2 separate regions of the Homo sapiens genome follow, and region 1 is linked to region 2. A link is an interaction called in ENCODE POLR2A ChIA-PET data of the cell type or tissue named here. Cell type or tissue: B cell. All regions are shown on one strand. Region 1 overlaps TEX22 (testis expressed 22). Region 2 overlaps GPR132 (G protein-coupled receptor 132).

The links. Peaks named below come from ENCODE experiments on the same cell type or tissue, not always from the same donor. Only the 100,000 strongest peaks of a DNase experiment are listed, where the experiment ranks them.
Region 1: POLR2A ChIA-PET joins it to region 2 with 5 read pairs; 1 of 35 experiments calls an interaction of 5 or more read pairs at or near these places.

What each region holds. Positions count from the first base shown.
Region 1 is chr14:105,407,167-105,411,166 of GRCh38, reverse strand. The region is part of intron 2 of TEX22 (testis expressed 22); the gene reads right to left. Among named protein-coding and RNA genes, the nearest start is that of MTA1-DT, 11 kb to the left of the region's middle. In B cell, no CTCF peak of the experiment used is centred here; no DNase peak of the experiment used is centred here; H3K4me3 peaks cover 15 bases.
Region 2 is chr14:105,054,450-105,058,449 of GRCh38, reverse strand. GPR132 (G protein-coupled receptor 132) reads left to right here. Exons shown (of 4, transcript NM_013345.4): 2 at 1,170-1,283; 3 at 2,284-3,063. The coding sequence starts at 3,030. LOC124903398 (a long non-coding RNA gene) reads right to left here. Exons shown (of 2, transcript XR_007064368.1): 2 at 2,673-3,041. Among named protein-coding and RNA genes, the nearest start is that of GPR132, 9.0 kb to the left of the region's middle. RefSeq lists an enhancer at 2,065-2,840. In B cell, no CTCF peak of the experiment used is centred here; a DNase peak (open chromatin) is centred at 2,109; H3K27ac peaks cover 330 bases.

The sequences.
Region 1 (4,000 bases), 350 kb before region 2:
TGCCAGGACACCGCCCAACCCAGTACCTGCCCCGCTTCATGTACAGCAGGGCTGCCTGTGGACCGCTTAGTCCTCACGGCCGGCCCCCGGCTTGACCGGCAGGAGAACCCCCGGAGCTCGAGCACTGATGCGTGCCTCAGGAAAGGCAGGACTAAGGCCAGCTCCAGACTGCCCTTCTCCCCAGACCCCTCTGAAATGATCATAAAGAGAGTTCGGGAGAAAATAAAGATCATGAATCCATAGACAAAAGACCAGCGCCAGTGGAGGAGGGCCCCTGGCAGGGTACAGGAGACTGGAGGGCAGGGACCACCAGCTGGAGAAGCTGTGGGAGGGCCACAGGGAAAGGCCAGAAGCAGGTGAGGTCCCCAGCACGACCTCTATCCCCCAAGAAGGAACTTCCCACGTGGGCTGCAGGAGACGGTTCCTCCAGACTCTGCTCAGCCTGAGGTTCACCATCCTCCACCTCCCTCACCAGGGGGAAGGGGAGAGGGGAGAGAAGGCAGTGCCATGCTAAGAGTGGGATTCATGCAAACCCGAAGTGAATTCTCATTCCTCAAAACATTAAAATCAGAATTGCATGGGATCCAGCAATTCCGCTTTGGGGTATGTACCCAAAAGAGTTGAAGGCAGGAAGGCAAACAGATGTGCGCACTCCAACACAGCAGTGGTCATTATTCACAATAGCGAAAATGTGGAAGGAATCCAGGTTTCCACAATGGATCAATGGATAAAGAAAATGTGGCAGATCCAGAAAATGGAATATTATTAAGCCTTAAAAAGTAAAAAGGCTGGCCGGGTGTGGTGGCTCATGCCTGTAATCCCAGCATTTTGGGAGGCCGAGGCGAGTAGATCACCTGAGGTCAGGAGTTCGAGACTAGCCTGACCAACGTGGAAAAACCCCATCTCTACTAAAAATACAAAATTAGCCAGGCGTGGTGGCACATGCCTGTAATCCCAGCTACTCAAGAGGCTGAGGCAGGAGAATCGCTTGAATCCGGGAGGTGGAGGTTGCACTGAGCCGAGATCACACCATTGTACTTCAGCCTGGGCAACAAGAGCAAAACTCCGTCTCAAACAAACAAACAAAAAAGGTAAGGAGGCTAGGCGCCATGGTTCACATCTGCAATCCCAGCAGTTTGGGAGCCCAAGGCAGGAGGATCGCTTGAGGCCAGGAATTCTAAACCAGCCTGTGAGACCCCATCTCTACAAAAGAAAAATTAAAAAATTAGCCAAGTTCAGTGGCACATGCCTGTAGTCCTTGCTACTGGGGAGGCTGAGGCAGAGATTGCTTGAGCCCAGGAGGCTGAGGCTGCAGTGAACTGTGATTTTGCCACTGCACTCCAGCCTGGGTGACAGAGTAAGACTCTGGAAAAAAAAAAAAGAGAGAGAGAAAGAAAAAGAAGGAAGGAAGGAGAAAGAGAGAAAAAGAACGAAAGAAAGAATGAATGAAAGAAAGAAAGGAAGGGAGAAAGAAACAGAAAATGTAAGAAAATCCTGGCTGGGCACAGTAGCTATAATCCAAGCACTTCAGGAGGCTGAGGAGGGAGGATCGCTCCATCCCCTTGAACTCCCCAGGAGTTCAAGGCCACAGTGAGCTAGGATTGCACCACTGCACTCCAGCCTGGGTGACAGTGCAAGACTCTGTCTCAAAAAAAAAAAAAAAAAGAAGAAGAAGAAGTCTTAATAGTCTAGGGCACCACCACACAGCAGCGCTGCAAGCTAGAAGGTGATGGACAAAGCCTTAAAATCCTGAAAGAAAATTATTTCCCACCTAGTATCTCACCCAACCAAGGTGTCATTCAAGCATACAGGCAGAATAAAGATATTTTCATATCTTTAGAGTCTCAAAAACTTTCACATCCTCTGAACCCTTTTGGAGGAAGCTGCTAGATGTACTCCACCAAAACAAAGGATAAACCAAGGAGAACAAGCTGGGGCCCAGGAAACAAGGGGTCCTGTAGACAGGAGGCAGGCGGATTGTAGGGGGAGGGGAGAGGGAGTGGGGAAGGCTACTCAGTGGCCCTGCCAGCTGGGCTGGTTGCTGGCAGTCCAGGGCTCCAGGAAGGCCACTGCCAAGGAGAAAACACAGCTCCAGACGACCCAATGTACAGGGGTCTGTGAGAGGAGAGTCCTAGATTTGTTGGAAGGTTTAGGAAAGAATAATCAGTTCGTAGAAGAGGGAGGAGGAGGAGGAGGAGCAGGAGGAGGGGGAGGGGGAGGAGGGGGGAACACAATGATTTCCTCCAGGGAAAACAGCACAAAGGCAACACGGCCATCCCACGGTCACGATGCCACATGGTCACTGTAAAGCTAACAGTGGAATTGGGTTTCTGCTGAGTAGACAGAATGCTGGTGGGAGGATGGGGAAGGGGCGCTACACCCTTCGTCTCTGCGGTGGGGCATGGACAGAATGCAAGACAGAGGAATGAAAAGGAGGCAGTGCGGCCGGGCACGGTGGCTCACGCCTGTAATCCCAGCATTTTGGGAGGCCGAGGCGGGCAGATCACCAGAGGTCAGGAGTTTGAGACCAGCCTGGTCAGCATGGCGAAACCCTGTTTCTACTAAAAATACAAAAATTAGCCCAGCATGGTGGCACGCACCTGTAATCCCAACTACTTGGGAAGCTAAGGCAGGAGAATTGCTTGAACCCAGGAGGCAGAGGTTGCAGTGAGCCAAGATCATGCCATTGCACTCCAGTCTGGGTGATGGAGCGAGACTCTGTCTCAAAAACAAAAAACAAACAAACAAAACACAAAAATTAGCTGGGTGTGGTGGTGGGTGCCTGTAGTCCCAGCTACTTGGGAGGCTGAGGCAGGAGAACCACTTGAACCCCGGAGGCGGAGGTTGCAGTGAGCCAAGATCACGCCACTGCACTCCAGCCTGGTGATAGAGTGAGACTCCGTTTCAAAAAAAAAAAAAAGGAAGAAAGAAAGAAAGAAAAGGAGGCAGCGCACCGGCAAAAGTGCACTTCTCACCTCAGCATGCGGTGGGACGTCTGCAAGGGCTGAGAGTGGCTTTGGGGACTGCTGTTCTAAATATATATGTTTTAACAAAAGTAATTTAAAATTTAAAAAAAATAAGATTTAAGTAATGAGTAATCCAACAGACACAGGAGAACATGCACAGAACTCTTTAACTCATAGAGAATCCATGTTCTTCCCAAACAAGCTCAACATGCACATGAATTGGCCACAAACAAAATAGACCCCAATGCAGATAGAGCCCCATAACACAGACAGACCCCCATGCAGACAGACCCCCATAACACAGATGGACCCCCATGCAGACAGACCCCCATAACACAGATGGACCCCCATGCAGACAGACCCCCATAACACAGGGTTCTGCAACTACAAAGTGACACAATTAGAAATTAATAGCAAAAGGATAACAAAACACTCCTGTTGATATGGACATTCCAAAACACCCTTCTAATTAAGTCCTGAGTGAAAAAGAAAATAAAGACTGAAATACCAATTTATTTAGAAAGAAACAATGGCAGAGTGCAGTGGCTCTCGTCTGTAATCCCAACACTTTGGGAGGCCTAGGCAGGATGGCTTGACCTCAGCAGAGAAGTTCGAGACCAGCCTGGGCAACATAGGGAGACCTCATCTCTACAAAAAATAATTAGCTGGGCATGGTGACGTGTACCTACAGTCCCAGCTATTCGGGAGGCTGAGATGGGAGGATCACTTGAGGCTAGGAGTTCAAGGCTGCAGTGAGCCGTCATGGTGCCACACGCTGCACTCTAGCCTAGACAACAAAGTGAGATCCCATCTCTAAAAAAATTTAAGAAACTGGCCGGGCATGGTGGCTCATGCCTGTAATCCCAGCACTTTGGGAAGCCAAGGTGGGTGAATGGCCTGAGCTCAGGAGTTCGAGACCAGCCTGAGCAACATGATGAAACCCCATGCCTACTAAAATATAAAAGATTAGCCAGGCATGGTGGTGTGCACCTGTAATCCCAGCTACTCAGGAGGCTGAGACAGGAGAATTGCTT
Region 2 (4,000 bases):
AGACTGTCTTTCAGATATTCATGTTTGCATTTCTTTGATTAGAAGTGGAGTTGAACATTTTTCAGATTTTAGGAGCTTTTCTTTTTTCTTGAGACGGGGTCTCTCTCTGTAGCCAGGCCGGAGTGCAGCAGCTCAGTCACAGCTCACTGCAACCCCTACCTCCTGGGCTCAAGCGATCCTCCCAACTCAGCCTCCTGGGTAGCTGGGACTACACGTGTGCACCATCATGCCTGTTTATATTTTTGTAGGTGTGGGGTGTTACTATATTGCCCAGGCTGGTCTTGAACTCCTGGACTCCAGCTATCCTCCCACCTCAGCTTCTCAAAGGGCTGGGATTTACAGCCATGAGTTACCACACCTGGCCTTTAGGAGCTATTTTTATGTTTTCTGTGAAAGCTCATCAACTTTCTTTTCTCTCCCAGCTTTATAAAGGTATAATTGACAAACAAGAAGAGTACCTAGGCCAGGTGCGGTGGCTTACGCCTGTAATCCCAGCACTTTGGGAGGCCGAGGTGGGTGGATCATTTGAGGTCAGGAGTTTGAGACCAGCCTGCCCAACATGGTGAGACCCCGTCTCTACTAAAAATACAAAATCTAGCTGGGGATGGTGGCGCGTGTGTGTAGTCCCAGCTACTTGGGAGGCTAAGACAGGAGAATCGCTTGAACCCAGGAGGCGGAGGTTGCAGTGAGCCGAGATCATGCCATTGCACTCCAGCCTGGGCAACAGAGTGCGACTCTGTCTCAAAAAAAAAAAAAAAAAAATTAGCTGGGGGTGGTGGCAGGCGACTGTACTCCCAGCTACTCAAGAGGCTGCTGCAGGAGAATAGTTTGAACCCGGGAGGCAGAGGTTGCAGTGAGCCGAGATTGTGCTACTGCACTCCAGCCTGGGCGACAGAGCAAGACTCCATCTCAAGAAAAAAAAAAAAAAAAAAAAAAAAGAATCGTATGTAGTCGCAGTGGCTAATGTGACGTTTTGATGCCTGTTGGCTTGGAGCCTTGCTTGTGTTTCTCATGTGGGATGCAACGGCAGATTCTCAACATTTAAAAAACACCTACGAATCAACGGGCCACTTAGTAAATTAGTAAATACTCACTAGCCGTTTGTCAATGGGTTAACTTGTGACTCAATCTGATTTCCCTAAAACAATTTCAACCTACTCTTTTTCCAGGTCATTTTAAACTCTCAGAGTGAACGTCTTGATAGGACCGACAAGACGCATGACATGTACTTAGAAAGCTTATCTTAGAGCCACACTGAGATTGGAACCCGCAAAATATGCCAGGTGAGAGAGCCTTCTCCGACTTTGAACATGTAAGAGGAAGCCCATGAGAATTTTTCCATGAAGCATGTTGTCTCATAATTCAAAAATTAACGCATAAAAATAGATTATCGAGATAAAAACTAGCTCAGCAATAATAAATCTAGAGGTGCTACATGGAGAAATGAAGGACTGATTTCATAATTCTTTCGTGAAGTTCTGGGAAGCCAGGAACGGGAATGAGGGCATAGTTGGTGGCTCCTGGGAGGGCGACACAGTACTGAGTCAGGGGGCTGTCCCACAGGTCCCAGGGGAGCCCTGCACGGTCTGGGCCATGAGGAGCTGACCACCAGCCCCCCGCATCCATGCGTCTCCTGGTGCCGTTGCCCCTACTTCTGACCCACCAGGAAGGCTCTCTTCCCAGGAGGTCACTTGTGGCAGGAGGCGGGGGAGCGGGGGACAGCCTCCTCACCAGATGGGCACAGAGCCACAGACACCACGGACCTGGTGTCCAGAGGTGAAGGTCCCAAGGCTGCGTGAGGCCTGGAGCAGGGGGTGCGGGACTGAGGGGCACCGAGGCCCTGACTGAGACCGCACGGGCGACGATGTGTGGGGTGGGGGAGCCGTAGGAAGTCGGGGAGGGAACAGACCAGAGCGGCTCTGTGCAGGCTGAGGTGGGAGGGACCCCTCTGGCCACCCCGGGTCTTGCCTGCATCTCCCCTTGTGTTTTGGATTCTGGCTCTGCCTCCCAGGGCCTGTGATTGTCATGAAAGAGACGGGGCCGTGTAGGGGGCCCGAAACTTCCTCTGAGCTCAGGACTCGCACAGCGGGGCTGGGGCACTCGTTTGATGGGAAAAGAGCCATCTGGGTGAAGAACAGTGAGTGCAAACACAGGCGTTGGGCCTCCCACCCGAGAACTGCCTTCACTGCCCCCCGCCGCCCGCCACAGGCCTGTGTCTTGGGCGAAGTGGTGACAACTGAGTGTGAGGCAGCCCAGTCACACCCACTCTCTCCCTCTGCCCAGGGAGGAAGGTGAGCAAGGGACACGACACTCACCCGGAGAAACCCAGCAAGCGCAGCGAGGCTGTGGGGAGACCGGAGCCCTGCACACCGCCGGGGGAAGGTGGGCCAGCGCCACCACCGTGGAGAACAGCGCGGAGGCACCCCACGAGATGAGACGGAACTGCCGTGAGATCCAGCAATGCCAACTGTGGGTCTGACCCAGGAGAACGGAAAGCAGGGACGTGAACAGCCCTCCTCATGTTCTTGACACCGTCATTCTCAGCAGCTCAGCTAAGGCACAGAGGCAGCCGAGCGTCTGTCAGCGGAGTCGTGGCTGAGCAGAACACGCCACACGCCACACGCCACACGCCACACGTGCAGGATTGCTCAAGATGGAAGGGCACAGTGGAATATATATATATATTTATATTTTTGGCGAGACCCTGGAGGACACACTGAATACAATGGAATACCATCCCGCCTTTGAAAGGAAGGGAAATCCTGGCACACGCTGCAACAGGAGGGAGCTTGAGGACACTGTGGTGAGTGGAGCACGTGAGACACGGAAGGACACACGCTGAAGACACGCAGAGATGCCCACCCACGTGGGGAGGTGACAGGGGAGCCCAGCGCACAGAGACAAAGTGGAATGGAGGCCTGGGGGCTGGGAGCAAATGCGGAGCGAGTGCTTCCTGGGGCAGAGTCTCCGTTTGGGAAGATGAGAAGGTTCTGCCGACGGATGCTGGCGATGGTTGCAGAAGAATGTGAATGTGCCCAATGCTACTGAAAAACGGTTACAATGGTAAATTCCTTGTTATGTGTATTTTGCCACAATTTTCCACTTTTTCAATTTTTTTTTCTTGCGATTGAGTCTCACTCTATCGCCCAGGCTGGAGTGCAGTGGCACAATCTCGGCTCACTGCAGCTTCTGCCTCCCAGGTTCAAGGGATTCTCCTGCATCAGCCTCCCAAGTAGCTGGGATTACAGGTGCCCACCACGCCTGGCTAATATTTGTATTTTTAATAGAGATGGGATTTCACCATGTTGGTCAGGCTGGTCTGGAACTCCAGACCTCGGGTGATCCACCTGCCTTGTCCTTCCAAAGCGTTGGGATTGAAGGAATGAACGGCCCATGGGGCCGAATTTTTTTTTTTTTTTTTTTTTTGAGATGGAGTCTTGCTCTGTTGCCCTGGCTGGAGTGCAGTGGCGCAATCTCTGCCTTCCGGGTTCACACCATTCTCCTGCCTCAGCCTCCCAAGTAGCTGGGACTGCAGGCACCTGCCACCACGCCTGTCTAATTTTTGTATTTTTAGTAGAGACGAGTTTTCACCAGGTTAGCCAGGCTGGTCTCGAACGCCTGACCTCTAGTGATCTCCCCACCCTGGCCTCCCAAAGTGCTGGGATTACAGGCGTGAGCCACTGCGCCCAGCTGAATTTTTTAAATGCACAAAAACAAGTGGCCTGGCATGGTGGCTCACACCTGTAATCCCAGCACTTTGGGAGGCCAAGGTGGGCAGATCACCCAAGGTCAGGAGTTCAAGACCAGCCTGGCCAACCTGGTGAAACCTTGTCTCTACTAAAACTACAAAAATTAGATGGGCGTGGTGGCGAGTGCCTGTAGTCCCAGCTACTCGGGAGGCTGAGGCAGGAGAATCACTTGAACTTGGGAGGCAGAGGTTGCAGTAGCAGAGATCACGCCACTGCACTCCAGCCTGGGCATCAACACAGTTTTTTGAGAC